Regions from separate parts of the Homo sapiens genome. Here region 2 is linked to region 1. A link is a loop called in an ENCODE intact Hi-C map of the cell type or tissue named here. Cell type or tissue: gastrocnemius medialis. All regions are shown on one strand. Links, peaks and the distances in the headings refer to the core of each region. The heading gives the core; the rest is flanking DNA. Region 1 overlaps FAT2 (FAT atypical cadherin 2). Region 2 overlaps LOC105378234 (a long non-coding RNA gene).

Evidence for each region. A loop is a pair of places that touch in the nucleus more often than their neighbours do. Peaks named below come from ENCODE experiments on the same cell type or tissue, not always from the same donor. Only the 100,000 strongest peaks of a DNase experiment are listed, where the experiment ranks them.
Region 2: a loop joins it to region 1, with 12 times the contacts of the local background. A loop is called at or near these places in 11 of 110 quality-filtered maps.

The regions. Positions count from the first base shown.
Region 1 is chr5:151,493,113-151,508,699 of GRCh38, forward strand. FAT2 (FAT atypical cadherin 2) reads right to left here. Exons shown (of 24, transcript NM_001447.3): 23 at 14,042-14,499; 24 at 10,980-12,985. The coding sequence ends at 12,453. It also overlaps a transcript of SLC36A1 not described here. Among named protein-coding and RNA genes, the nearest start is that of MIR6499, 21 kb to the right of the region's middle. RefSeq lists enhancers at 2,879-3,428, 4,766-5,427. In gastrocnemius medialis, for the core only: CTCF peaks have their summits at 7,795 (motif pointing left) and 7,998; DNase peaks (open chromatin) are centred at 6,787 and 7,819.
Region 2 is chr5:151,377,326-151,392,912 of GRCh38, forward strand. All of the region lies in intron 5 of LOC105378234 (a long non-coding RNA gene), which reads right to left. It also overlaps a transcript of SLC36A1 not described here, the pseudogene LOC100420127 and the pseudogene LOC100419720. Among named protein-coding and RNA genes, the nearest start is that of SLC36A2, 38 kb to the left of the region's middle. RefSeq lists an enhancer at 10,231-11,169. In gastrocnemius medialis, for the core only: CTCF peaks have their summits at 7,536 (motif pointing right) and 7,740; DNase peaks (open chromatin) are centred at 4,922, 5,416, 5,906, 7,986 and 1 weaker place; H3K4me3 peaks cover 1,318 bases; H3K27ac peaks cover 4,244 bases.

The DNA.
Region 1 (15,587 bases), core at 3,074-11,073:
ATTTCAGGACAGGACAATGGAAGAGATGACACCCCTTCCCTTCCCTTTTTGTCACTGAGTGGGAAAACACACTTAAGGCTTAAAATGTTTATTCTCTCACTCAATACATTTCCCCGCCCCCCAAAATACTTGAGAATTTGTTCGCACCAGCAAGCATACAATCACTTCTGCGGCAAACACTAGCCAGGTGTGCTCCAATTCAATTCTGACACCACCTGCCTGAAGATGGCATCAGATCCCACAGGACGAGGGCTCAGTCCCCAAGAGTGACACCCCCACCACCACCACTTCCAGTGCCAATTGCAAGTACCAGGTTGTTTACCTGTGCTTCTGACTGGCTAAAAATTTTAAATCAGGGTTCCCATGACTCTGTTTTGGGGTTCAATTAATTTGCTAGAGTAGCTCATAGAACTCAGGAAAATACATTTACCAGTATAAGTTTTAAAACAGAGCCTTCAAAGAATACTCTTAAAGTATAACATTTTACCAAGAGAGGAAGGTGGGCATGTAGTCTGACTATTTTCGTTGTCATTATCATTTCTGGAACAGGAAGGTCAAAGAGATTTAGCAGCTACGCCAAGCCACCAACTAGTAGTTAGCAGCATTGGGATACACACACAAGTCTTCTGGTTCCAGAACCTGAGTGCTTCCCAAGGCGCTGGCTGCCTGTCTGTTGCAGCCTCAAGAGGAAGGTTTGCCTTGGGAATTGTCCTGAGGGTTAGAGAGAATGTTGTAAAGTGCCATATGTCATAATCACAAAGGGCTTATTAAACATTTTCTGAAATATTAGCTGACTTGTAGAAAACCAGGACTCCAAAATACTTCTGCTTGTTGTTCTGGCTGTCCATCCATGCACTGATGTCTTGCTCACTTCCTCTGTGGAGGCCACTCAATCCTCTTTTAGGTTGTCTACCTCCTGAATTTTTTATTTCTGCTCACATTTATACCTAATGGCTGGAACCCCTTCTTCCAGAAAGCCAGGGCCCTCAGGTAAGCCCATTGCATTACTACTGGAGGCATAAACCTGAGTGACAGTGGACTGAATTTGGACCCTAAGCCTGGGGCTCTTTGCTATGTAGGTTGCCTTCCTCATACTTTGCCCATTGCGGTTGTGCTGAGGAACTATGTGTGTCTTTAATGGGTATGCTTTACTAGACCCTTGGCCATTGGTCTCCTTTTTTAAAAAAAATGGAGTATAATTTACATGTAATTAAATTTAAATTTACCTTTTTCAAATGTGCAGTTCAATGTGTTTTGCATACAGTCATGTGACCACCATCTCAATCAAGATACAGAATGTTTCCTTTGCCCCCAGAAGGTCCCTTGTGCCCCTTTGCAATCAATCCCATCCTCACACCACTCAGCCCTTGGCAACTGCTAATCTGTTTTATCTGTCTCCAGTTTTGTCTTTTCTAGAATGTCATATAAAACCGTTACATATGTAGCCCTTTGTGTCTGGTTTCTTTCACTTAACATAATCATCCTTTTTATATTCCTCCATGTTGTTACATGTATCTGTAATTGGTTCTTTTTATTGCTGAGTAGTATCTATTGCGTGGATGAACCATAATTTGTTTATCCATTCATTAGTTGATAGTCTTTGAGGTTGCTTCAAATTTTTAGTTATTATGGCTTATGTTATTTTAATGTAAATTTCTGGTAAACAATTTAGAAACTACCTCTTCTTTCTTCCTTTAAAACTCACTTCTAACTGCTGCTAATCAGAGTATGTTATGAGGGCAACTTGAATCTGTGCTTCCCAGTGGCCATTCGCAAGTTTTGGGCTCAAATATACTCTATATTTAATTATAAAAAAATTACTATTATGAATAAAGCTGCTATAAATACTCATGTACAGGTCTTTGTGTAGACCTATGTTTTTATTTCTCTTGAGTAAATACCTAGAGGTGAAATGATGAGGTTGTATGGGAAATGTGTGCTAACTTTTGGCAAATTATTTTCCAAAGTGGCCGTTCCTTGTTGGATTCCTAATGTATAACAGTTACAGTTGCTCCATATCTTCACCAATACTTAATATTGTGGTCTTTTAAATTTTAGCCCTTCTAATAGGTGTGAAGTGGCATCTCATTACGGTTTTAATTTGCATTTCCCCAATGGCTAGTGATGTTTTGCACCTCTTTACGTGCTTATTGGCCTAAGGAAGTACTTGTTCAAATATTTTGCCTCTTAAAATTCAGTCATCTACTTCTTTTGATATAGGTTTTTTATTGGGAAATAATTGTAGATTACAGGAAGACTCAAAGGCACAGGAGGGAGGTCCAGGTCCAGAGCACTCTTCAGCTGGGCTTCCCAGTGTTAACATCTTGCATAACTGTAGTACATTATTGAAACCAGGAAATTGACATTAGCACAATCCATAGAGCTGATTCAGATTTCATTAGTTATACAGATACTCATTTGTGTGTGTGTGTTTGTGTATAGCTGTATGCAATGTTATCATGAGTAGCTTTGTATACACCACCACCACAATCTAGATGCCTAACTGTACCGTCACCTCAAGACTCCTTATGCTACCCCTTTATAGATACCCACTCCCTTCAGTCCCCCACATCCCTAACCTTCCCCAGAAGCCACGAATCTGTTCATCTCTATAATTTTATTCATGAAATTAATAATAATAATTCAATAAATTGAATTATGCCATATGTATCTTTTGGGGATTGGCTTCTTTCACTCAGTATAATTTCCTTGATGTTCATCTAAGTTGTTGCATTTATCAATAGTTTTTTTCTTTTTATTGCTGAGTAGGGTTCCATGGTACTGATGTTTAACCCTTCAGTCACTGAAAGAAATGTGCAGTTTCCGGATTTAGTTATTACAAATAAAGTACTATAAATATTTGTACAAGTGTTCCTGCATGAAAATCAGTTTTAATTTCTCTGGGATATATGCCCAGGAGCACAATTGCTGAATTGTATGGTGATATGGTTTGACTCAGATCTCATCTTGAATTTCCACATGTTGTGGGAGGGACCCGGTGGGAGGTGACTGATTTGTGGGGGCATGTCTTTCCTGCGCTGTTCTCGTGATGGTGAATAAGTCTCACGAGATCTGATGGTTTTAAAAAGGGGTGTCTCCCTGCACAAACTCATTCTCTGTTTGCCTACCGCCATCCGCTTAAGATGTGACCTGCTCCTCCTTGCCTTCCGCCGCGATTGTGAGGCCTCCTCAGCTATGTGGAACTGTAAATCGAATTAAACCTCTTTCTTTTGTAAATTGCCCAGTCTCTGGTATGTCTGGTATGTCTTTATCAGCAGCGCGAAAACAGACTAGTACGTATGGTAAGCCCATTATTCGTTTTAAAAGGAACTTCTAAACCATTTTCCAGAGTGACTACCATTTTGCTACTCCAGCAACAATGTATGAGTGATCTATTTCCTCTGCAACTTTGCCAGCCTTTGGTGTTACCACTATTTGTGGTGTTTGTTTGTTTGTTTTTTGAGACACAGTCTCACTCTGTCACCCAGGCTGGAGTGCAGTGGCACCATCTCAGCTCACTGCAACCCCTGCCTCCTGGGTTCAAGCGATTCTCCTGTCTCAGCCTCTCGAGTAGCTGGGACTACAGGTGCATGCCACCACGCCTAGCTGATTTTTGTACTTTTAGTAGAGAGGGGGCTTTGCCATGTTGGTCAGGCTGGTCTTGAACTTCTGACCTAGGTGATCCTTCCTGACACTATTTGTTATTTTAACCATTTATCAGATCCTGTGTTTTGTTAGATTTATACTTAAGTATTTAATTTTCTTTGGAGCAATTATAAATGGTATTTTTTATTCCAGTTTCTGTGTGTCCATTGGTAGTATATAGAAATATAACTGATTTGTGTATTTTAATCTTGTATCCTGTGACCTTTCTGTACTCGATAATTCTAGGAGTTTTTGGTTAGATTTCTTGAGATTTTCTATTTAGACAACCATGTTGTCTGCAAATAGAGATAGATGCATTTCTTCTTTTCCAGTGTCTATCTCTTTTCTTTCTTTCTTTCTTTTTTGTCATATTGCAATGGTTCAAATTTCCAGTTTAAAAAAAGTGGTGAGAGTGAACATCCTAGTCCAGTCCCTGATCTTGTAGGGAAAGCATTCAGTCTTTCACTTTAAGTATGATGTAAGTAGTATAATTTTTATAGAAGTTCCCCTCTATTTCTGTACTGAGATATTTAAAAATCATGAATGAGTACTGAATTTTGTCAAATGCTTTTTCTGTATCTGATATGATCGTATAGTTTTTCTTTTTTCACCTTTTGATATGGTGGATTCCATTGATTGATTTTTGAATATTGAACTGGCCTTGCTTACTTGGAATAAATCCTACTTGATCATTGTATACTATTCTTTATATTGTTAGATTGCCTTTCATTTTTCACTCACCCTGATATTTACTCTGACAGATGTAGAATCCAGAATGGTGCCTTTTTAGAAATGAGCAAAGCCATATGCATAACTTCTATTTTTGGCATAAGGGTACTTTTGCCCCAGGCTGGATTTCCGGCTGCTCTGGTGCTACAGAAAGGCTGCGTGGGTTTCTTTAGGACAGAGTTTCTTTACCTCACTATTACTGCCATTTGGGGCTGCAGAATTCTTGTTGAGGGGCTTTTCTGTGCATTCTAGGATGTTTAGCAGCATCCTGGGCCTCTGCCCACTAGATGTCAGTTGCACCCTGCAAGTTGTGACAACTAAAAATGTCTCCAGAATTGCCAAATATCCCCTTGGCTGGAGTGGGGGATGGGGTGGAAATTGCCCACCTCAGCTGCCAGGAACCAATGCCTGAGAACATTTGGTGCCCACCTACCTTTAGCTGGGGGGATGTCCTTTTTTTTTTTTTCTTTTTTTTTGAGACGAAGTCTTGCTCTAATCCCCCAGGCTGGAGTACAATGGTGCAATCTTGGCTCACTGCAACCTCCACCTCCTGGGTTCAAGCGATTCTCTGCCTCAGCCTCCTAAGTAGCTGGGATTACAGGCGCCTGCCACCACGCCCGACTAATTTTTGTATTTTTAGTAGAGACGGGGTTTCACCATGTTGGCCAGGCTGGTCTCGAACTCCTGACCTCAGGTGATCCACCCACCTCGGCCTCCCAAAGTGCTGGGATTACAGGTGTGAGCCACTGCGCACGGCCAGGGGGGTGGGAATGTCCTTTTATTATGGCCATGGAACAAAGGAAAGTGTGTCAATATGGATACTACACAATGAGCTGCTTTTTCAGTAGTAATGGTAAAATATCTCTAACATCTCCTGAACATTCAGTATACAAACTATGCTAAGCACTTTATGTATATTGTCTCCTTTAATACTCAAATCCAGTGAAGGAAAGTACTGGTAATATCCCCACTTTGCAAACTAGGCATAAAAGGTTAAATGACTTGCCCAAGATCACGTTTCCAAAGCGGTGAAGCCAGGTCTGTCTGACATCAAACCTCACGTCCTTGCTGCTGCAATCTTCTCCCCTGCCAGTTGATTCCTTCATTCCTCACCTCCTTCACTGAGCACGGCACATTTCCAAGCCTGTCTTTTGACTCCAGCCTGCTTTGCACCCTGCCCTCCATAAGTCACTCCCAGCTGTCAGAACTACCCACCATTGCCCAAATACTTAAAATCTCTAGGCCTTCCCTTTGGGATTTTCCCTTAGCCTAGCTGACCCTCCTTTCTGTGCTAAATTGGAAGCTCTGCTTTAAGACCCAGCTCAGATGGCTGGGCCCCTGTGGACCCATCCTGGCCAGTTCAGTCAGAACTTTACAGCTCCCTCCTCAGCAATGCTGTCACCTCCCTCCTCTGGTTATCCTCATACCTGCCTGCGCTGGAGACGTGGCTGCTCGGCCACTTTCCCCAGATTGTGAGCTGCCTGAGGGCACTGATCAATCAGATGAAATCTACTCCCACTCTGCCCTTGGGGGCTAATTACGTATCTGAAATCTTTGGTTACTAAATTCAGTGTAGTCTCCTTCTGTAGTGAATAGTGCCCTGGCCTGGTAAGGAGGTGACATCACTATATTGTCAGCTTTGTATCAATCTAACCAGGCACCTTTCTTGGTTGGACACTTTGGATTCATTGAGGAATTTTGAGAAAAGTTTTAAAATTGTCTTTTTGCAGCTGGATGCCTGAGAAAGTTCCTGCTTTTCATTCAGTGAAACAGCTGGTGCCCCTCTTCTAGAAGCAGTCAGAGGCTGCCCGAGGGTTTCCAAAGCCTGTCCTTAGACACCGCACCACAGGTGATGGACCAGCACCTGGGTCTGGCACCCTAGCAGGCTGGCATTGCACCAGTGTTTCAAGTCGTGCAAAGAGGTTGGGTTGACTCTTCTATACTGGACCAGCTGCGAGCCCTGGGCGCGTCACTCCATGCCTTAAAACTCTACCTGCTGGGTCTTTTTTGCCCTCTAGCTCTTTTAGAATCTTCATACATAATCTTCAGTCCAACAGATGTCGTTTTCCCCCCAAGGCCTTTGGCTCTGCCTTTGCTTATCCCCAGATGCTCACTTTTTGAGGGTTCTAGCCCAGTCCTCATGCCTGCCTCGGAGATCCCATGTGCCTCCCTCCAGAGCACTGCCCTGATGCCTGGAAAACATATGTGTCCTTCCTGTAAAGGCTTGAAAACCACCCCTGTAACAACAACTGTGCAAGCCCTCCCTCATCCGCCAGCCCCTGAAGGAAGTCGTTTCCCAATTCTCCTGTTTCCCAATTCTTACACCGTTTGTCCTGGCAAATCCCAGCTGCGTTTCCTTCTCCAATAGCAAGGCCTTGTCTGGCTCCTGAAACCACTCCTCACAGCAGGGCAGCAAGTCCCCACCCTGCCCCTCCCTTCTGGCCTGCTCCTCTAGCGATGCTCAAAGTTGCTGTGCCACTCTTAAGGTCCAGCCCCAAAAGTGGATGTAGGGCTTCGGGAGAGGCCTGGGGTTGAGTCCTAAGTTGAGCAGACCCCCACCTCCCCAAATCTGGGCCCCCTGGCTCTGTGCCACCTAGAAATTAGCATGGCCTTCTCTTGGCTTGTTCTGAACTCAGCCTGTTCCGTTGCACTTGCTGCTGCTCATCAGTCCCCTGTATTTGTAATTTATTTCGCGAACCCAAACGTAAGGCGCACCTCCCGAGTCAGGCCGACCTGGACTGGAATCCTGGTCCTGTCACTCATGAACTCTGTGACTTACCTTATTTAAGTTACTAACATAAATTAGGGGTCCCTCAGTTTATCTGTGCCTCGGTTTCTCCATTTGTAAATGATGATAGTACCTACCTCATTAGGGTTTTGTTGTTGTTGTTGTTGTTTTGAGACGGAATCTCGTTCTGTCACCCAGGCTGGAGTGCAGTGGCATGATCTCGGCTCACTGCAAACTCCGTCTCCTGGGTTCAAGTGATTCTCTTGCCTCAGCCTCCTGAGTAGCTGGGATTACAGGCACACGCCACCATGCCCAGCTAGTTTTTGTATTTTTAGTAGAGACGGGGTTTCACCATGTTGGCCAGGTTGGTCTCGAACTCCTGACCTCAGGTGATCCAACCACCTCGGCCTCCCAAAGTGCTGGGATTACAGGTGGGAGCCACTGTGCCTGGCCCCTCATTAGGTTTTTGTGAGAATTAAATGAGATAAGACGCTGAGTGCTTGCACAGCACCTGGCATAGCAAATGCTCAGTAAAAGGAGGCAGTAGAGGTGGTGGCTGATGGTAGTGACGGTCACGATGGTGAACTGCAAGTCTGCCTGAGCCCCAGTGGTTTAGGATGCCGGGATTTACCTGAAAACCTTTAGGCCTCCCCGCAGGCCCAGTAAACTGGTCCTTGATCCCAGAGAGCCCTCTGGTGGCTAATCTGTGAAGGCGCAGGCTGCGGAAGAAAAGGAGAAGGCGGGGCCTGGTGGGGAGAGGATGGAGGTGGGCTGGTTAAGAAGGCGTTCCCCATCCAGGAGAATGGGAGGCAGGGAGGTGCTGTGTGGACATCCCCAGACTGGGTGTCGGACCTGCCTTGGGGTCTTGCCCCTGGAATTCCGGCTGTGAGACCTCAGACAAACCCTTTCTCTATGGGCCTTAGCATGTGAAACATCAGGAATGAGGAGGACCAGGTCATTGTTTCCCAAAGACGAAGAGGGGGCCCCTGACAGTCATTTTTTAATCTGAATGGTTACATATTTTCATGGTATCATAATTAGTGTGCGACAGAGCTGGGCTTGGAATCAAACCTGTTCAACCTCAGAGCCACTGCCTGCGTGGTGTCTCCCACGGGTGTGCCTTCTTTGCCCAGCTGGATTGGGAACTTGAAGGCAGGGACTGGGCTTTCCTGTCTCGGTGTCATCATGGTTGCCTGGTGAAGTCACATTTAGCTGGCGACTAAGGGTGCGCTGTGGAGTAGCAGCCAGAGGCTGACTCTGGGTCCCAGGAGGGACCAGGCTGGTTTTGAACTCCTGACCTCAGGTGATCTGCCCACCTTGGCCTCCCAAAGTGCTGGGATTACAGGTGTGAGCCACACACCCGGCCTGGTATTATTTTCTGTCATACTGGCCACCATTTATTGTTTATGCTTTAATAAACTTTCCATTTACATGTATTTCTCATGACAATATGAGATAGCTATTATTCCTATATTATTTACTATCTTCATTTTACTGAGGAATGAGAGGCCTAACTGAACTTTGACAAAGGAGCAAAGGCACCACAATGGAGCGAACAGCCTTTTCAGCAAATGGTGCTGGACAGCTGGACAGCCACATGCAAACAAAATGAATCTAGATCTTACATCCTTCACAAAAAGTAACTTAAAGTGGACCATAGACCTAAATGTAAAATGCAAAACTATAAAACTCCTAGATGATAACATAGGAGAAAACCTGGAGACCTTGGGTTTAGCAATGAGTTTTTAAATAAAACACCGAGGGCATTCTGTATAAAAGAAATAAGCCAGACTTCCTTAAAATTAAAAACGAGTAGGGCAGGTGCGGTGGCTCATGCCTGTAATCTCAGCACTTTGGGATGCGGAGGCGGGTGGATCACCTGAGGTCAGGAGTTCAAGACCAGCCTGGCCAACATGGCGAAACCCTGTCTCTACTAAAAATACAAGAATTAGCTGGGTGTGGTGGTGGGCACCTGTAATCCCAGCTACTCAGGAGGCTGAGGTGGGAGAATTGCTTGAACCCAGGAGGTAGAGGTTGCAGTAAGTCGAGACTGTGCCACTGCACTTCAGCCTGGGCAACAGAGTGAGACTCTGTCAAAAAAAAAAAAAGTTAAAAACCTATGCTTTGTAAAAGACAGTGTCAAGAAGACAAGGCACAGACTGAGAAAATATTTTCAAAGGCATATCTGATAAAATACTGTTTTCTAAAATATACAAAGAACTCTTAATACTCAACATTGAGAAAACAAACCAGTTTAAAAATGAGCCAAACATCTTAACAGCCACGTCACTAAAGCAGATCTATAGATGTCAAAAAAAAAGCACATGAAAAGATGCTCCACATCATATGTCATCAGGGAAATGCAAAATTAAGACAACAGTGAGATACCGCACCGCACACCCATTAGAAAGGTGGAAACCCAGAACACAGACACCACCAAATGCTGGTGAGAATGTGGAGCAAAAGGAGTTCTCATTCACTGCTGGTGGGAACGTGGAATGGTTCAGCCACTCTGGAAGACTGTTTGCCAGTATTTACCCAGAGCTAACCTATATCTACATAAAACCTGCACACAGATGTTTATAGCAGTTGTATTCATAGTTGCCAAAACTTGGAAGCAACCAAGATGTCCTTGAGAAGGTGAATGGGTAAATAAACTGTAGTACATCCAGACAGTGGAGTATTATTCGGCACTACAAAGAAATGATCAAGCCCTGAAAAGATATGGAGGAATCTTAAATGCATATTACTAAGTAAAAGAAGCAAGTTTGAAAAAGCTACGTATCATATGATTCCAACTATATGACATGCTGGAAAACTATGGAGACAGCAATAAGTTTCGTGGTTGCCAGGGGTTAGGGGGCAGGAGGGAAGAGTAGGAAGAGCACAGAGGATTTTTAGGGCAGTGAAACCATCTGCAAGAGCCTGTAATGCTGGATACATATTATACATTTGTCCAAACCCATAGAATGTGCAACACCAAGAGTGAACCCTAATGTAAACTATGGACTGTAGGTGATAATGACCCATCAATGGAGAGTTGTCAGTTGCAACAACTATACCATTCTGGTGGGGAATGTTAATAATGAGGGAGGCTATGTATGGGAGGGAAGGCATATCGCTGTACCTTCCATTCAGTGTTTCTGTGAGCCATAAAACTGCTCTAAAAAAATTCTCTTTGAAAAATGAGAGGCCAAGTCATATCTGCTCAAGGCCACATAATTAGTGTGCGACAGAGCTGGGCTTGGAATCAAACCTGTTCAACCTCAGAGCCACTGCCTGCGTGGTGTCTCCCACGGGTGTGCCTTCTTTGCCCAGCTGGATTGGGAACTTGAAGGCAGGGACTGGGCTTTCCTGTCTCGGTGTCATCATGGTTGCCTGGTGAAGTCACATTTAGCTGGCGACTAAGGGTGCGCTGTGGAGTAGCAGCCAGAGGCTGACTCTGGGTCCCAGGAGGGCCAGCTTCCCAAGACTTCTGATAGTTAAGTCCCTTCTCCGTAACTAATGCCATGCAGTGCAAAGAGTGCTGGCAAGGGCAGGAAGCCCCAGGTCTTGTCCTGGGCTTTAGCTAGCCTGCTAGTTAGTGGACTCATCACTCAGAGCCTCAGAGCCCCAGAGCCCCATCTAAATGGAGGGGCTTGAACCACTGCAGACAGTTGTATCAGAGGCAGAGGGTTTTTTCCAAATAGTTTCCTGGGCCCCACCCCCAGAAGTTCTGGTTTTGTGTCTGGGATAGGTAATGTTGCCAGGTTGGGAATCTCTGTTGCTTGACAATCTCTAGGATCCCTTCCAGCTCCCAAAATCCATGAATCTTGGAACGGCCTGTGGACCCTTGCATCGTTCCCCTGACCCCAAACAGGCTAAAGGACACAGAAAATAACAGTAAAAAAAGATACTTTATTGTTAAAAAAAAAATGACCAATGAAACTATGTATCTGTCACTCACACTCACAGTCACACACACAGCCACAAACCACTCACACAAATTGGCTCTCGCCCACACATCTCCCTCTCGCATGAAGCAGCAGCCCTGTGGGCAAGGCTCCACTGCTCTTCCTTTTGACTTCTGTCTCCAGAAACAACACATATGAAAAGGCAGTGGACCAGAGGGAGGGACTGGGTGGGAGGGAGTGGTGAGGTCACCAAAGGCCACAGAGGCTTCTGGTCCCCACCACTCCTGGCTACATACACTCTACACATGTGTACACACGTACTATCCATGGGCACCCACATGTGTAGACATGTGCCCACATTGACCCTCCATGCATAGGGTTGAGTCGCCGCAGGTAATACTTGATGGGCAGGCGTCTGCAATGGAGAGGAGGCAATGGCAGGTGTCCAGCCTGGACACTGCGGTCCAGCTCCCTGCTTCCAACCGGCCCTAAATAGGAGTTCAGACTTCCTTGTGTCTAGGGAAGAAAAATCCCATTGAGGAAACTCATCCAGACAGCAAGGTCAAAAAGTGCCTAAGAATTTTTAAAATGAAGAATTAGTTCCTTCCTTCCTTTGGCCAAAAGTGCCTGGGAAACTTGGGATGAAGAACCCAGAGTTCCATGAGGTCTGAATTCTTTAACAAAGAAGGTTCAGAGCTGTGTAGACTCCTGGCAGGCCCTGACTGGCAGCCAGTGGTGTGACTCTGAGGTGGGCCCGTTCCTCTGCGTGTAGGCTGAGGAGTGGGACCTCTGGGGCCCGAGGCCTGGTGGTGCTCCTCGGAGTCCTTGTTGCCCTCCATCACCATTTTCTCCCCGGTGCAAAGCACAGTGCCTGACGTGGAGCAGACACTTGACAAAGACACAGTGAGTGCTCGACTGAGGCAGGGGCAGAGGGGACTGTGCCCGCTCCCCTGCTGCTCACCTCTCAGCCCCTAGGAGGATGCCACGCAGCCCTCTAGAGCTCCTCTGTACGGCCCGCGTAGTGGTTGTCTGTCAGGCACCAACCTGCCTGCCTCCAAAATGGAGCTGTGGGCAGGTATGAGAATGCATCTTGGTGAAGTTGAGCCAGCACAGTCAATCAGGCTCTGCCCCGGGGACTGAGAGCCGGCAGATCAGGGAGCCCTCCTGTCTCTCGCCCACCCCGGGAGTCAATTGTTCCTGGTTTTCCAGGGTCACTGCTCTAGAAATGCCCCTCTCCTGGGACCCTAGTGCTGTTTCTGGAGCTCTATCCTCAGCTTCCCTCCACCCTCAGGGACTAGGTGGGGGATTGGAAGAGCACATTTCAAGGGACAACAGCCTGGGCTGAGGGCTTCCCTCCCACTCTCCCAGCCACACTCAACTCACCCCCTACGAGACAGGAAGAAATAAGCCAAGTCCAGTCCTTGGCCTCCCGCCTGCCTTGCTCTGGGAATGGGAAGCTAGAACATGACCTCCTCACAGCTGCCATAATCACTCTCCACCATGTCAGAGCCCTCATAGTTGGGGGGCACCCGGGGCTGGCCCTGGCCTGCAAGAGGTGCCCCCTCCACCTCACAGACAGCATAAGAGGGCCCAGCTCGGCTGAGGCGCATACCCACCCCCTTGTAGCCCCCGTCTGCCAGGCAGGGCCCTCCCCCTCCCTGCCGGAACTGCGAGTGGTAGTAGCTGATGGCCGTGTACTCATTGAGACAGGGGGCAACCAGGCGCTCCCGGGGACTAGGGGGCCGAGAGGGCATCAGATCTTCCAGGTTCTGGTTGCTGTAACGGGGTGGGAGAGGTGCCCGCTTGTTTTCCATCTCCAGGGGGAAGGGGAAGCCCCCATAGAGGCCATTAGGCTCTGGCATCACGACTGGGGTTGAGTGGCGGTGAGCCGAGGGCGGCAGAGGGCCCTGAGTCACTTCGGAGTGGGGGTATTCCCAGCGTTCGTTCCTGGAGTAAGTAGGGGGCCAGACCATGGCTCCGCCAGGGTACACTGAAAGGGAACAGCAAGATAGGGTGAGCTCATTTTCTCCCCGGAAGGTTTCAGCTGGCTCTATAGCAACTATATATAACCTAGCGAGTGGTGGAGATGGGAGTGGGTGGGCATAGGCCCATCTGTGCAGGTTGTCTCTGTTGGCTTACGTTGATAACATAGAATCCAATGGGACAAGCTCAAGGCTAGAGGTTTGACCTAAGGCCAGCCCATCTTGCAAATCCCTGCCACTAATCTGAGGGTCAGTGAACAAGGGAAGGATTTGGATGTCTCCATGCAACCCACCCCCACAGCTGGATACAGTAACTCCATCCCAAGTCCTACTGGTGAGTTTCATCCCCTTAACTGAAGGAAACACACACACAGTTTGGACTCACTCACAGGTGTGATGGAGTCTATCATGGAGAGTGATGAAATGAGATGTGGCTCGGAAATCAGGAGACCAGGAGCCCTTGGTCCTAGCCCTGCCTCTGCTACTGAATAGTTGGGTTAGTTAGAACAAGTCACTGCATCTTGATGGGCCTCGGTTTCCGTATTTGACACATAGTGAAAATACCTATCATAACTGCTAATGATTATGCCAAAACATGAAGTGCTTTACTAATGCACCCCCTTTTGAGCCAAAGATGAGAAGAAGGTGATATTCCCCCTCTAGGTCAGCCAGGTCTGGCCCAAGGCTGCTGCACTTCCACACTGGGCAACCAGAAGCTTAGACCACTTCTCCTTTCCCTTCCCAGAAAAGCACAAATGTGCAGAAGCCCCCTTCTCACTCCAAGGGTTCTACCCAACCCTATCCAGGGTCTACACATTTCTGTCATGAACCTCAATCCCATGGAGTGACTTGGAATTTAAAGGAGTGCAATAGAATGAGCCTCAGAAACCTGGTATCTGCTCCAGCATCCGTGCCCTGTAATCTTGAACACATCTCATCATGTCCCATCCCAAAGGGTTGGATGCGTGGTAGCTAAAAATGCCTGTGCCTCAGATAACGGAGTGTTTAGAACCACCACCCACTTCCATCAATCCCAGAGGCTAAGCGTCTCTGGCTATACTGACCCATCTCCTCGCTGGACCAGGTTCTCTTAATGACAGGCTCATTGTCAGAGTGGGAAGGGACCGCAGCTGGCGGGAGTCTGGGGGGCACACTGCAGACCACTGGCCGTTGCTTAGAATTGGGTCCAAATGTGACGAGTTCATTTGGAACAGAGGCCTTGCTGGGTTCCGGTTGGTTGAGGTTGTTGCAGGAGCTGGCACTCAATGGGTTGAGCTCGATGGCAGGCATGGCTTGGGTGTCAACACCAACACTCCTGGCCAGGAGGTCTGGGTCCTCCATGGCCACAGGCTTGTGAGACTTGCAACGGCGGCAGTAGAAGAGAAGCCCGACAGTGCTTATGATAATGAACGCCACGGCCACTGTGATGATCAGTAACTCCTGCTGCCCCCAGTCCCCCCTTTGGATCTCGGGAGTGACTAGGCAGTGTCCTTCTGAACAACCCCTCGCCTCCATTTCACACCTGCGGAGACAGAGTAGTCAGGGGGCCAAGTCATGAAATTGCCCTTTCCATGTCCCCTCTTACAGAGATCTATGGGATAGAGACTGCTCCCCCCAAAACCTACCATCTCCCGTTTTTCACCCCCCAAAAAAGTAACTATCAAGCATATCAACATCAGAACTTTCCACCTTCCACCAGTAAAGTATGGGTCTCAGCTACATCCTCATTTGTGACCATTAGGATCTGGGAATGTCTATTATTTTTCCAGCAATGAGATCTAGGCACTGTATACACTCTCTATCATGAGGTCGGATTTCCTCCCATATCACTGCAGTAGAGACATCGACTCTCTAGCAATGATGTCAGGGTTCCAGATACAAGTCAGCATTGCCCAGTTATAGCAGCCAGGCACCAATGTTCCCTGCTGTGCTTCACCAGGAGGTCACAGGAGCCAACGTGGTCCTGCACAGATCAGCCACCTTACAATGGGCAACTTGCTCAGAGAAAGCATGCGAACTCTCAGGGTACCTCTAGCTTGGCATTCCATGGTGTGAAGCTCCAGGGAAACTTCTGTGGCCAGCTTTATCCACTTTTGAGGGCTATTGGGAAAGTTTGCCCCATCCCATTTGAGTCCAAAACATTTCTCAGTGCCCGAAATGTCACTACCAGTTGTTTGTTATTTTGGGTTAAATGTTGTTTTCCCCAAGGTCCTCTTTTAAAATGCAGACACCACTTTCAGCTGTGAAATGTCCTCCCAACACATCTCGTGAACGAATAGCATTCCCGACTGCAAAGCAGGGCAGGACACACCAGTTGCTGAGAAAAAGGACTGAAGTCGACTGGGCGCAGTGGCTCATGCCTGTAATCCCAGCACTTTGGGCAGCCGAGTCAGCGGGATCACTTGAGGTCAGGAATTCAAGACCAGACTGGCCAGTATGGTGAAACCCCGTATCTACTAAAAATACAAAAATTAGCCAGGTGTTATGGCACATGCCTGTAATCCCAGCTACTTGGCAGGCTGAGGCAGGGGAATGGCTTGAACCTAGGAGTCAGAGGTTGCAGTGAGCCGAGATTGTGCCATTGCACTGCAGCCTGGGCGACAGAGTGAA
Region 2 (15,587 bases), core at 3,459-11,458, 120 kb before region 1:
TTATTGTATTGCTGTCTCTTTCTTTTTTTTTTTTTTTTTTTGAGACGGAGTTTCGCTCTGTCGCCCAGGCTGGAGTGCAGTGGCGCGATCTCGACTCACTGCAAGCTCCGCCTCCCGGGTTCACGCCATTCTCCTGCCTCAGCCTCCCGTGTAGCTGGGACTACAGGCGCGCGCCACCATGCCCGGCTAATTTTTGTATTTTTAGTAGAGACGGGGTTTCACCGTGTTAGCCAGGATGGTCTCGATCTCCTGACCTCGTGATCCGCCCGTCTCGGCCTCCCAAAGTGCTGGGATTACAGGCGTGAGCCACCGCGCCCGGCCTGCTGTCTCTTTCTTTAGGTCTAGTAATACTTGTTTTATAAATTTGGGTGCTCCAGTGTTGGATGCATATATATTTAAATTGCGATATACTCTTCTTGAATTGATCTCTTCACCATTATGTAATTATTTTCTTCTTTTTTAACTATTTTTGATTTAATATCTATTTTATCTGATACAAGTATAGCTACTCCTGCTCACTTTTGGTTTCTGTTCATGTAGAATATCTTTTTCCATCTTTTAATCTTCAGTGTCTAAGTGTCTTTACCAGTAAAGTGAGTTTTTTATAAGTGGCATACCGTTGGTTCATTTTAAAGCTCAATCCCGTAATCTCTATCTTTTAAGTGGGGTCTTTATTTAGTCCAAATTGGCTTAAGATAACTGGAAATGGGCTATTAAGCTGTTGAGCAAGGGTGATGTGATCTTCACTAAGAAGGTATACAGGTTGATGTTGGCTAATTTCCACATTGGTACAAACATTGATGTCTCCATGCAAGAAAAAGGTGAAAGAGCAGGACAATCATTCACTTTTATTTATAGGTTTTTAATCTTCTTCATGAGACTGTACAAACCACTTGCCAATACATACAAAGTTCTGGTTCATTAAACACCATCCCAACAGACTGTGAACTGCTTTGAAAAGCAGAGTATGGCATTCAGAGTAAAGTCTTTTCTCCCATACTCCATCCTCCTCGTCTGTTAAATCCTGGTAAATAAGGTCAGCAAAATTGGGGTCTTTGCCCCACCAAAATATTGACAATTCTCTTCTTCTAGGTATTTGATCTTGCTGCCAAACACCAGCTATATCTGTCTTAAGGCAGCGATTAAAGCTGTTCAAATTAGGGTCACCTTGAGTCGTGGGAAACATAATAGGGGCAGAAGTTGGGCCTTGCCATACATATCTTTTCCATTTAATCCCTGTCGAGTCAGCCAGGCAGAAGAGGTCATGGTGACCATCTTCCAGGCTGGCCTGGTTCATCATGAAGGAGGAATTCATCATCTCTCATAGTAGCTGCCACCAGCACCACAGCCACCATCTGCCATTACTGCCACCGCCAACCACAGATAAAAACGCTTGACACCGGGGAGGGTGAGAGGTGGGTGGTGGTTGGAGGAGTTGAGGAAAAGGAGGTTGCTGGGCCACCTGCCACCTCTACCCACCCCCTGCCACTGCCATGAGCAGCCACTGTCACTTGGCTGGCACACAGCCACCTGGGCCTGAGGGCCAGAAGGGGAGGGCCATGCTGCACTCACCCAGCAGGCTGGACCGTGGAGCCAATGGATGGACACCCGTATCTCTCGGAAGAAGAGAGGAGATGTGTGGCCTTTTCACAGGAACAATAATAAATTACACAATAAATAATCAAAATTGGGTCAGAGTTGGCAAAGCCCAAGCCCTGGAAATTTCTCCCAGGTGGGGAGGTGCTTGCACAGGGTCAGGAAAGCTGAGAATGGGGAGAGAAGCCCAGGCCCCCAGCCTGGCAGTGGTAATGTCCTTAAGCCTATAGTCTCCTCAATGGTGGCAGAATTTGCAGACTCAGACCATTCTCTGGCTCCATCTTTGTGTTGTCTCTTGCTGAGCCAGCCTAACGTTGGCCCTCCTGCTGCCTCACTGCCTGGATACCATTTTATGAGCCAAGTAGGCGATGTTTTTTTCCTACTTTAATTGAAATTTATAGGTTTTCTTATTTATTGATTTATTTATTTGAGACAGAGTTTTGCTCTTGTTGCCCAGGCTGCAGTGCAATGGCACGATCTTGGCTCACTGCAACCTCCGCCTCCCGGGTTCAAGCGATTCTCCTGCCTCAGCCTCCCAAGTAGCTGGGATTACAGGCATGCGCCACCACACCCAGCTAATTTTGTATTTTTAGTAGAGATGGGGTTTTGCCATTTTGGTCAGTCTGGTCTCGAACTCCTGACCTTGGTGATCTGCCCGCCTCGGCCTCCCAAAGTGCTGGGATTACAGGCATGAGCCACCGTGCCCGGCGCTCTTCACTTTAATTGTGGCCACAGGGACCTGCTTGCCCTCTCTGGGGTAAATTTTAACATTATATTTAACTTAACACAATATACCCCAAATATTACTCTTTCAATGTGTAACAATATAAAAACTATTAAAATATTTTACATGTTTTGTACTACAGTTTTAAAATCTAATATTTATTTTATACTTATGGCACGTCTCAATTCAGATTAGTCACATTTCAAGCGCTCAATGTGGCTAGCAACTATATTAATGCAGGCATACAAGAAATATTATAGCATTAAGTGCTTATATTAGAAAAGAAAATAGGTCTCTAATCGATAATCTAAACTCTGATGTCAAGCAACTAGAAAAAAAAATTAACTCAAAGCAAGGTGAAGGGGAGAAAAAGAAGAAAAAATGCACAAAATTGAAAACAGTGTAAAAACGATACAGGAAAATTAATAAACCAGAAAATTATTTGTTTGAAAAGATCAATAAAATCTACCAGACTATTCAAGAAAGAAAAGACAAGAAGACACAGATTACCAATATCAGAAATGAAAAATAGGACATCACTCTAGATCCTATTGACATTAAAAGGATAATAAGGAAATGTTAAAAAGAACCCTAGGTGGGAGGCTGCGGCGGGCGGATCACCTGAGGTCCGGAGTTCGAGACCAGCTTGGCCAACGTGGTGAAACGCCCTCTCTACCAAAAACATACAAATTAGCTGCCAGGAGACCGGCCACAGTTGTGGGGCGAGGACCAGAGTGAGCAGGAAAAACAAGAGCGTGTGGAAACCCAAAGGAAGAAGCAGAAAGAATGGATACTGTAGCTCAAGACCTAGCTAGATGACTTGGAAACATGTGCCTATCCAAGAGCAGTTATGATGCCCTGCGGCAGTTCGTGTGTTGGAAAGACAGTGGGTGATCCTAGACAAGTTAATAAAGAAACTGGACATGCGTCTGAATGAGGACATCAGTTCCCTGTCCACTGAAGAACTTCGTCAGTTTGTAGATGCAGTAGTGGCTCACATCGTCAACCCAGCCCTAGTCAAAGATCAGTTGGTTGAGCAACTGAAAACTCAGATCGGAGACCTCTAGATGTCCATCGACCTCATCCAAGATGAAGTGGGAAGCCCCTTGCAGACAGATGGTGGACATTGTGAGCGCAAGGCCTCTGGGAAGACAGGAAATGGTTCCACCAGAACTGGCAGCAGCAGACCCACTGCCTCCAGGACACAGCAAAACAAAGGCAAGGGATGTGAAGAAAGTCCAAGGGACGGGGCTGCACCTGATGCCGCAAGCATTGGCAATGCTCCAGATTTTGCTGTTAGCTAATTTGGTTGTGTGACAGGCCAGATCCCTCCAACCCTATAACAGAGGGGCCAGGCTGACAGACTATGCTCTCTTGTTGAAGAGGCGGGAGGTGTCAGTGGACAGAGAGAAGCAGCTAGCCTTGAGGCACCAGCCACACGACCATGTCACCACCTCTGCCATCCTCCAGGACCTCTCTCTGGCAGGCAAGGATGAGCTGGCCATGGCTGTGTGGAAGGAGCTGATGGTGGCTGTGAGGGACCTGCTAGCCCATGGACTATATGCCTCCTCCTCAGGAATGAGCCTCATCATGGCTCCTATTGCTCATTTGCTGCCAGCCTTCTCCTCAGCCCCTGAGCCCATGCACCCCTGGGAGCTCTTTGTAAAGTACTGAAACCGCCTTTGTAAAATTATGACTGAGACAGTGAAAGAGATCTAATTTAACTGACTCCATCTTGCTTCTAACCCCCAAGCCATCTTTGTTCATTCCTGGGCACAAGCTGAACTAACTATGGAAGAAACTTAGTTTGCAGTTTATAGTTTAAACAAAGATGGTAACAGCCCTTTCCCAAAGCAGACCTCCTTCTTATCTGGGGACTAGACTAGCCACAGGATTAGAAATTATGGTTTAAGAGTCATGCACCTGGAGGCTACAAGATTCTGACCCTCCATAAACTGGTCCTAAGATCAGTTCTTGCGATATTTTGTGGGCCCTGCACTTGACAGATCAGCTGGCACCACCCAGATTGATAAACTGGCTTGTCTGATCTTGTGGCCCCCACCCAGGAACTGACTCAGTGCAAGAAGACAGCTTTGACTCCCTGTGATTTCAACCCTGACCAATCAGCACTCCTGGCTCACTGGCCCCGCCCCCTACCCACCATGTTATCCTTAAAAACTGCCCCTAAATGCCTGGGGAGACCGATTTGAGTAATAATAAGACTGGTCTCCCGCAAAGCCAGCTTTGTGTGAATTACTCTTTCTCTGTCGCAATTCCCTTGTCTTGATGAATCTGCTCTGTCTAGGCAGTCAGCAAGGTGAACCCCTTGGGGGGTTACAGTACTACCATGCTAAAAATGGCAGTGCTTATGCCCAGCCCGGGAGCTCTCCCAGTCTTTGCCCTTCCTGTTACAGGAGGCACTGATGTAACCCCCAAAGAGAGCCTACTGACAGTCATCCACATGGTGCTGACAGAGCACGACCCTTTCAAGCACAGTGCAGACTCTGAATTGAAGGCTTTGGTGTGCATGGCACTGAATGAGCAGCGTCTGATGTCCTGGGTGAACCTCATCTGCAAGTGCGGGTCACTCATCGAGACTCACTACCAGCCTGGGAGCTACATAGCACACACAGGCTTTGAGAGTGCCCTCAACCTGCACAGTCGCCTCAGCAGCCTCAAGTTCAGCCTCCCTGTAGATCTGGCCATGCGCCAGCTCAAAAATATCAAAGATGCCTTTTGATGAGAATGCCCTGACTCCAGGCAAGCTCCTTGCTCAGTAGGGATAGATGTGTTAGTCTTCTAGCATAGAAGCAAGGAATCAAAGATGGGGTTAAATGCATTTTTCCCAGACCCTGCTTAGGTCATCAGCCAAATGAGTGCAAAGTGTGTTTTCCCCACCAACTTAGCATCTTGGAAAGATGTGCTGGAGACTCTCTTGTTAAGAAGGTTCTGCCCTGGTGTGTAACCATAGTGTGCATGTGGGCACATGTGCTTGAGCCTGTGTTAAAGAAATCAATTGTGGCACATAGTACCCCAACTCATTGCGCCAAATCTGATTCTCAGAAAACCTAGGTTGCTTTAACCATTCTCTTTATGGCCGTGAGTGACAACATGAGTGAGTCATTGGTACCAGAATAATTTTGCCTGGAGGAACCTGTTAGTTGAGCCATCTTTCACTTGAAGCATGTTTGAGAGGCCAAGGCCAGAATTTAAATTCCTTTTATGAATAGATTTCCCTTTCTTCCTGACCCCAAGGCCAGAGGAGACTATATATTCCATGGCTGCCTCTAAAACTAGGAATGGGGATATCTGAAAACAGCATTAAAGCCAGGATGGTCTCAATCTCCTGACCTCGTGATCCACCCACCTCGGCCTCCCAAAGTGCTGGGATTACAGGAGTGAGCCACCGCACCCGGCCCACAGTCTTTTTAGAAGTAAATATATTCAAGTTAAATGAGCAAATCCTTGCCACCCAAGTTGAGTATGTACAGGAATACAAATCGGTAACCTGCAGCTGTTCCTCTTTGGGTTGTGACTCACTGGGCACCACTTGTCCTGGAAGCTGGCTGGCTGGAGGACACCTGATCTGGTAATAAATACGGCAGCAGGGATAGGTGCCACAGCAGGATAGCAACGACAGCAGATCACTGTTTCCAGGCCGGGGGTGGAGTATTTCATTGTGAAACTGACTCTAGAATGGTTCTATTTGGTCTGCAGTATTGTAGCCTCATTAGTTCACATTTGTCGTACAGCTTATGATGTTCACATTTGTCATACAGCTTGTGATGAGTACTACTCTAGGATTGGCCAAAGATGGGCAAAATATATCACTCCAAACACTACTGATTCAGCATTGTTATCATGTCTTAAATTGCCAGCTGCACTTTTTTTTCTGCACTACATAATGTAGTGCATTTTAACTTAAATTTTTTTTTTTTTTTTTTGGAGACAGAGACTCGCTCTGTCGCCCAGACTGGAGTGCAGTGGCACCATCTCGGCTCACTGCAACCTCCACCTCCCAGGTTCAAGCAATTCTCCTGCCTCAGCCTTCCAAGTAGCTGGAATTACAGGCACCTGGCATCACGCCTGGCTAATTTTTGTATTATTAGTAGAGACGGGGTTTCACCATGTTGGCCAGGCTGGTCTCAAACTCCTGACCTCAGGTGATCTGCCCGCCTCGGCCTCCCAAGGTGCTGAGATTACAGGCGTGAGCCACCGCACCCAGCCTTTAACTTAAATTTTTTTCAGCAACATGTTACTTGTTTAAGGTACGTTATTGGTATTTCATTAGAATTAGTTCACCTTCTCTGTGAAACAAGTCCATTGTAAAACGTAGTGGAAAATGATACATATGTGGTTGCTAATAAAATCATAGTGTTTTGTGACAAAAAAAAAAGAACCCTATGCCATGAAGGCAAATGTCTTCATTTCTGAAATTCTTCAAATTATTCTCTCTAAAATGTTTGTATCTTCCAAAAAAAAAATCTCCTAGTATGAGCTGCATAACATGTTGCACCCTAGATTGGGCATCAGGAGACCTGTGTTCTAGTCCTTGCTCTGAAACTAACTTTCTGGGAGATCCAACATGTATCCTCTCCTTTCCGGGTGTTGGCTCTAGAAGCACTTTCAGTTTCCTTATCTGTGCTCCATGAATTATTAGTTACTTGCCTGAGAGGTCTGACTCAGGGTGCCTCCAAAACAGTTCTTACATATTAGGTGTGAGCCAGGAAGAAACAATGCCGGAAGAGAAATCTATGGGTTGTATATTTAAAACAAATGAGAGCTAGCAGTTTACACATCTAGAGTGAATATTTTCAAGGCAAACATATATGTTTCATGCCTTCTATAATCTGCAGTTTACAATGCATCAGACAATAGCTCAAAAGCATCATCCTTCAGATTCAGTAATTTAATCACTCATTTTTGATTTTCACTTATAAAGAAAACCAAAGAAGAGAATCTCAGACTTGGAAGGAGCTTCTCATAGGTTATATAGCAAAACTATTCCTCTCTTGGAAAGTGGTTGTCCTGCCTCTGCTTAAATACCTTCGGAGATCGGGCACTCACTATACTCTTCTCACCCAGTATAAAAAAGCTCTTTGTTATGTTGAGCTTAAAATATGCAACCCTCAAACCTCTCACTCATTAGTGCTTATTCCAACCTCACAGTATAAGCCATTCCACGCTCACCATTTACAGACATGAAGCCATTTTGCTGAACAGCCAGTAGGGGACCCTGAAGATCTTCCAGTAACAAAATATAAAGTCAAAAAGATGCAGAAAGAAACTTGTTTTATTAGGCAATTTTATTTTAAGTGAGGTGTGTATGTGTGTGTGTGTGGGTGTGTGAGAGAGAGAGAGAGAGTGTGTGTGTGTGTGTGTGTGTGTGTGTGAGAGAGAGAGAGAGAGACAGAGAGAAAGAGGGGCAGGAGGGTGCTTAAAGGCCTTCATAAATACCTTGGGAATAAAATCTAGGTCCTGGTTGCAAATTGGCCACCTGAGTACCACGCTTTTTGAATTAGCTGCCACTATTTAAAAACTGGAAAAGTTGCACAGACATACACAAAACCAAAATTCCTGGCTTCTTTGAGACTTGGAAATGACCCAGCATGGACCCTCTCTAGCTGGAGATGGGTAACTTTAGACTAAGCCATGTGCTGTTTTCTGGGCATGGCCCCTGCTCAGTCACTCACTTACCCTTCCCACCTGGCCATGTCAGGCAGGGAGAGAAAGTCACATTTTTAAACCTTGTTCTTTGAGCAGACTGTGGGGCTCCTAGGAATTTCCAAGGGGAAAAAACCCAGAATCGCCATCCAAATTGGAAATGCCTTAGAGGGCTTCCAACAAATTCTCATTTTCCAAATTGAGAAATGATTTACATTTTCATCCTTGTCTCTGGTAGTAATAGTGGCCAGGATGGGGCCAGGTAGCTCTGAGGAAGCAGATTCTGACTGAGACCATCTGAGAGGGCAGCTCTTTGTTGGCAGAAGTGCAAAACCTTTCACAGCCCCTTTTGCCAAAATGGGGAGAACTAGGGAATCTTAGGGCAACACCCCAATAAAAAAAACAATAAAACAAAACAATAAAAAAAGAGACAAAAACCAAACCAAACAAACAGCAACAACTACCTTTACATACCATTTTTGCACACAATTCTAGGAAGTTTATGGGTCATTGTTCAGGTTCTAATATGAAACCTTTTAAGAACAGAGGTTTCCTTCTGTATCTTTTTTTTTTTTTTTTTGAGACAGAGTCTTGCACTGTCTCCCGGGCTGGAGTGCAATGGCGCGATCACAGCCCACTGCAACCTCCGCCTCCCAGGTTCAAGTGATTCTCCTGCCTTACCCTGCCGAGTGGCTGTGATTATAGGCGCCCGCCACCACGTCTCGCTAACTTTTTTTTTTTGTATTTTTAGTAGAGATGGGGGTTTCACTATGTTGGCCAGGCTGGTCTCAAACTCCTGACCTCGTGATCCACCTGCCTCAGCCTCCCAAAGTGCTGAGATTACAGGCATGAGCCACCGCACCCGGCCCCTTCTGTATCTTTTTGGCTTTATATTTTGTTGTCAGATCTTCAGGGTCCCCTACTGGCTGTTCACCAAGCTGGCTTCATGTCTATAAATGGCAAGTGTGGAATGGCTTATACTCTGAGGTTGGAATAAGCACTACTGAGTGAGAAGTTTGAGAGATACAAACTTTAATTTGAACTTAGTTTCCTCCTGATCCAGAGCTTTAACTACTTTTAGTATTTGAAGATAATAACTCTGACCATTTCTCTAACTTGGTTAATGTCATATCCATCCTGTTTTTCACAGTTACCCTTACCTGGTGACTTCTGTCATGTGATGTCCACTTGTGTGGACATCTGTTGCTTTTAACACTCATCAATTCCCCATTCTTGGTGTAGAACCCATTTTTGCTTTGAGATACCATCCCTCTCACTGCATGGGTGTCTTGGTGGCACTGTCAATCAAAAAGCCCTGACTTTCCTTGCCCAACAGATGGGCTTGTGCAATTGGACACTCTCTCCATAGAATTTGCGTCTTGAGCATTGCACTCAAGAACAGAAAACAATTGGTGGAAATTCATCCCAGAGGCACAGTCCCACTGACTTCAGTCTCAGGCTCTGCCCGGTCCCTGTCTTTCTCAATGTCTGCTTCTTTAGCTTTCCCTTGACTCTGTGAGGCATGTTCAAATCCATTTGTTTTAATTTAAGTTGTCCAGAGTTATATTCTGTTGTTTGCCTCCAAAGAACCTAACCAATGTGCTTCTCTTAGGTTCAGCTTAATTCCACAAACATTTACTAAGCCTGGAATGTTGCACTTGCTCTAGGGAGGTCCTGGTGGCCCAACTCCTGTAAACTCCTGGGGCCTGGTGGAGGGACAGAAAAGAAGCAAATCTTTCTGCCTTTTACTCACATGTCTTACAAAGCATGGCAGAGCCAATGCCCAAGTCTACCATGAGGGTTCAGCACTTGCACACCCAGGAAACAGTGACAGGCACAATGATCTTGGCAGAGACATAGAACTGCAGGGGGTAGGTAAGGCAGATGCCACCCAAGTAGAGGAGCTCAACAGACTGGTACAACCTGTGCAAGGCAGAGGGGATCAGGAAAGATCCACGCACAGACACCAGCAGGCTCTGGAGGACCCATGGGGGTTAGTCGGGAGATCATTCAGGCCAGAGCATGAGACAGAAATTGGGAATAGTTAAAATTGCTTCCAATAACCCCCTAATTGCTAGAGAACATAGCAAGGTGCCAAGAGGCTATCTAGTAGAAACAATTGCAAACATGTCTTTAGGCACTGGAGTCTCACTCAAGTGGCAAGAGTCTCACTCTCTATGAAGGGCATGAAGGTGCCAAGACCTACAGAGAAGATGGTGGATTCATGTTCTCCATCTCAACTCCTGCACAGACATCTCTTCAATGAGTGGGGTGGTGGGTGAAACTGCCTGTGCTATTTATTTATTTATTGAGACAGGATTTCACTCTATTCCCAGGGCTGGAGTGTAGTGGCACAATCCTAGCTCTCTGTAGCCTTGAACTCTTGGGCTCAAGTGATCCTCCCACCTCAGCCTCCCAAGTAGCTGGGAATACAGGCATGTGCCACCATGCCCAGCTTGTCTGCCATTTAAGGACTCTTTGTCTTTTTGAGAACTAAACTCTTACCTTTTTTCTTCTCTTGCGCAAATTCCTATTTAAGGGACCTGGGAAGCCATGCCCTACAGAGCATAAAGTCTCACTAGAAGGGTTTTATTTAACCTTATATAATGTGGCTTGCTTTTGGACCTGACACTGGCATGACATCACATAACAGGCAAGGAGATCAAAATATCGTAACCCCAAATATATTTATTTGCCATATCTTGAAATAGCCCTGCAAAGTTGTTTCTTGCAGGGGAAAAAAGTCTACATTCTGTAGAGAACCCCCTTCCCTTTCTAGGCCTTTTTCTTCAGATCCAGGAGAGATTCAACTAAGTCTGGCCTCTTTTTAAGTCTGATAAGAAACATTTACAATCTATTCTCTCTGAAGCTTGCTACCTGGAGGAGGCTTCATCTGCATGATAAGAACCTTGGTCTTGGCGGTGGCTCATGGCTGTAATCCAAGCACTGTGGGAGGCCGAGGTGGGCGGATCACCTGAGGTCGGGAATTCAAGACCAGACGGTCCAACATGGAAAAACCCCCTCTCTACTAAAAATACAAAATTAGCCAGGCGTGTTGGCGCATGCCGGTAATCCCAGCTACTTGGGAGGCTGAGGCAGGAGAATCGCTTGAATCTGGGAGGTGGAGCTTGTGGTAAGCCTAGATGGCAACATTGCATTCCAGCCTGGGCAACAAGAGTAAAACTCCATCTCAAAAGAAAAAAAAAAAAAAAAAAGAACTTTGGTCTCCACAGTCTTAACCCAGAAAATGTATAAAACCTAGTTGTGGCTCAACCACCTTGGACACATGTCCTCAGTGTCTCTTGAGGGTTGTGTCATGGGCCACCGTCACTAGTATTTGGCTCAGAATAAATCTCTTCAAATATTTTACAGTTTGACTCTTTTCGTCAACACTTTCCTAATTGAATTCACGTGAGATCAGAGAGTGTGTGATGTTTATACTGGAAAAACTAAAAAATTGAAATTTAGGGGACCTGAAATAACTCGGCCTCTACCTCTAAGTATTTAGGTCACTTTACTTCCCTGAACTTTATATGCCTCATCTATAAAATGCAGATATACTCTTTACCTGCTAGAAGGTAGGGGCTGGATCTGATGGTCTCTGAAAGTCTACAATCATAAAACACTAACCACTTGGAACTAATTTTTATCAAAAATAGAAAAAAAACCCCACTGCTTTTAAGGGACATAAGGCAGAGGAAACATTAGTGCCATGTTACTCCAATACTTAAAAAGCCTTTAATCATATCTCATCGCCTACAGGAAAGAGTTACAAACTTGAGCCTGGGATTCAAAGTCCATAGTATTTCAGGTCCGGTGGTTCTAACTGTCTGGCCTGGTTACAATGCTGAGAGTATTGTTCCTCCCTCTGTCTCCACCTTCCTGTGCCTGATGTTGTAACCATTCCAGAGAATGTCTGAAGCATGCAATACACCTTCAAACTTCATGCCTTTCCATGTGCTGTTCCCTCTGCTAAGAAGGCTCTTTCCCTCCCTTTGTAATCTGTGATATTTCTGTTTATTGTTCAAGTTCCTGAGGCTCCTATAATGCCTCCCGTCCCCTGGTAATAATTAATCCTCCTTTTGAGTTTCTTTTTCTTTTAATTTTTTTTTAAATTATACTTTAAGTTCTAGGGTACATGTGCACAATGTGCAGGTTTGTTACGTATGTATACATGTGCGATGTTGGTGTGCTGCACCCATTAACTCGTCATTTACATTAGGTATATCTCCTAATGCTATCCCTCCCCCCTCCCCCGACCCCTCAACACCCTGGTGTGTGATGCTCCCCTTCCTGTGTCCAAGTGTTCTTATTGTTCAATTCCCACCATTGAGTGAGAACATGCGGTGTTTGGTTTTTTGTCCTTGCAATAGTTTGCTGAGAATAATGGTTTCCAGCTTCATCCATGTCCCTACAAAGGACATGAACTCATCCTTTTTTATGGCTGCATAGTATGCCATGGTGTATATGTGCCACATTTTCTTAATCCAGTCTATCACTGATGGACATTTGGGTTGGTTCCAAGTCTTTGGTATTGTGAATAGTGCCGCAATAAACATACATGTGCATGTGTCTTTATAGCAGCATGATTTATAATCCTTTGGGTATTATACCCAGTAATGGGATGGCTGGATCAAATGGTATTTCTAGTTCTAGATCCTTGAGGAATTGCCACACTGTCTTCCACAATGGTTGAACTAGTTTACAGTCCCACCAACAGTGTAAAAGTGTTCCTATTTCTCCACATCCTCTCCAGCACGTGTTGTTTCCTGACTTTTTAATGATCGCCATTCTAACTGATGTGAGATGGTATCTCATTGTGGTTTTGATTTGCATTTCTCTGATGGCCAGTGATGATGAGCATTTTTTCATGTGTCTGTTGGCTGCAGAAACTCCTTCTTTTGAGAAGTGTCTGTTCATATCCTTCACCCATTTGTTGATGGGGTTGTTTGTTTTTTTCTTGTAAATTTGAGTTCTTTGTAGGTTCTGGATATTAGCCCTTTGTCAGATGAGTAGATTGCAAAATTTTTCTCCCATTCTGTAGGTTGCCTGATCACTCTGACGGTAGTTTCTTTTGCTGTGCAGAAGCTCTTTAGTTTAATCAGATCCCATTTGTCAATTTTGGCTTTTGTTGCCATTGCTTTTGGTGTTTTAGACATGAAGTCCTTAGCCATGCCTCTGTCCTGAATGGTATTGCCTAGGTTTTCTTCTAGGGTTTTTATGGTTTTACGTCTAACATTTAAGTCTTTAGTCCATCTTGAATTAATTTTTGTATAAGGTGTAAGGAAGGGATCCAGTTTCAGCTTTCTACATATGGCTAGCCAGTTTTCCCAGCACCATTTATTAAACAGGGAATCCTTTCCCCATTTCTTGTTTTTGTCAGGTTTGTCAAAGATCAGATGGTTGTAGATGTGTGGTATTATTACTCAGGGCTCTGTTCTGTTCCATTGGTCTATATCTCTGTTTTGCTACCAGTACCATGTTGTTTTGGTTACTGTAGCCTTGTAATATAGTTTGAAGTCAGGTAGCATGATGCCTCCAGCTTTGTTCTTTTGGCTTAGGATTGTCTTGGCAATGCAGGCTCTTTTTTGTTCCCATATGAACTTTAAAGTCGTTTTTTTCCAATTCTGTGAAGAAAGTCATTGGTAGCTTGACGGGGATGGCACTGAATCTATAAATTACCTTGGGCAGTATGGCCATTTTCACAATATTGATTCTTCCTATCCATGAGCATGGAATGTTCTTCCATTTGTTTGAGTCCTCTTTTATTTTGTTGAGCAGTGGTTTGTAGTTCTCCTTGAAGAGGTCCTTCACATCCCTTGTAAGTTGGATTCCTAGGTATTTTATTCTCTTTGAAGCAATTGTGAATGGGAGTTCACTCATGATTTGGCTCTCTGTCTGTTATTGGTGTATAAGAATGCTTCTGATTTTTGCACATTGATTTTTTATCCTGAGACTTTGCTGAAGTTGCTTATCAGCTTGAGATTTTGGGCTGAGATGATGGGGTTTTCTAAATACACAATCATGTCATCTGCAAACAGGGACAATTTGACTTCCTCTTTTCCTAATTGAATACCCTTTATTTCTTTCTCCTGCCTGATTGCCCTGGCCAGAACTTCCAACACTATGTTGAATAGGAGTGGTGAGAGAGAGTATCCCTGTCTTGTGCCAGTTTTCAAAGGGAATGCTTCCAGTTTTTGCCCATTCAGAATGATATTGGCTGTGGGTTTGTCATAAATAGCTCTTATTATTTTGAGATACGTCCCATCAATACCGAATTTATTGAGAGTTTTTAGCATGAAGGGCTGTTGAATTTTGTCAAAGGCCTTTTCTGCATCTATTGAGATAATCATGTGGTTTTTGTCTTTGGTTCTGTTTATTTGCTGGATTACGTTTATTGATTTGTGTTTGTTGAACCAGCCTTGCATCCCAGGGATGAAGCCCACTTGATCATGGTGGATAAGCTTTTTGATGTGCTGCTGGATTCAGTTTGCCAGTATTTTATTGAGGATTTTTGCATCAATGTTCATCAGGGATATTGGTCTAAAATTTTCTTTTTTTGTTGTGTCTCTGCCCGGCTTTGGTATCAAGATGATGCTGGCCTCATAAAATGAGTCAGGGAGGATTCCCTCTTTTTCTATTGATTGGAATAGTTTCAGAAGGAATGGTACCAGCTCCTTGTTGTACTTCTGGTAGAATTCAGCTGTGAATCGGTCTGGTCCTGTACTTTTTTTGCTTGGTAGGCTATTAATTATTGCCTCAATTTCAGAGCCTGTTATTGGTCTATTCAGGGATTCAAAATCTTCCTGGTTTAGTATTGGGAGGGTGTGTGTGTCCAAGAATGTATCCATTTCTTCTAGATTTTCTAGTTTATTTGCGTAGAGGTGTTTATACTATTCTCTGATGGTAGTTGTATTTCTGTGGGATTGGTGGTGATATCCCCTTTATCATTTTTTATTGCATCTATTTGCTTCTTCTCCTTTTCATCTTTATTAGTCTTGCTAGCAGTCTATCAATTTTGCTGATCTTTTCAAAAAACCAGTTCCTGGATTCATTGATTTTTTTGAAGGATTTTTTGTGTCTCTATCTCCTTCAGTTCTGCTCTGATCTTAGTTATTTCTTGCCTTCTGCTAGCTTTTGAATGTGTTTGCTCTTGCTTCTCTAGTTCTTTTAATTGTGATGTTAGGGTGTCAATTTTAGATCTTTCCTGCTTTCTTTTGTGGGCATTTAGTGCTATAAATTTCCCTCTACACTCTGCCTTAAATGTGTCCCAGAGATTTTGGTATGTTGTGTCTTTGTTCTCATTGGTTTCAAAGAACATGTTTATTTCTGCCTTCATTTCGTTATGTACCCAGTAGTCATTCAGGAGCAGGTTGTTCAGTTTCCATGTAGTTGAGTGGTTTTGAGTGTGTTTCTTAATCCCGAGTTCTAGTTTGATTGCACTGTGGTCTGAGAGACAGTTTGTTATAATTTCTGTTCTTTTACATTTGCTGAGGAGTGCTTTACTTCCAACTATGTGGTCAATTTTGGAATAAGTGCGATGTGGTGCTGAGAAGAATGTATATTCTGTTGATTTGGGGTGGAGAGTTCTGTAGATGTCTAT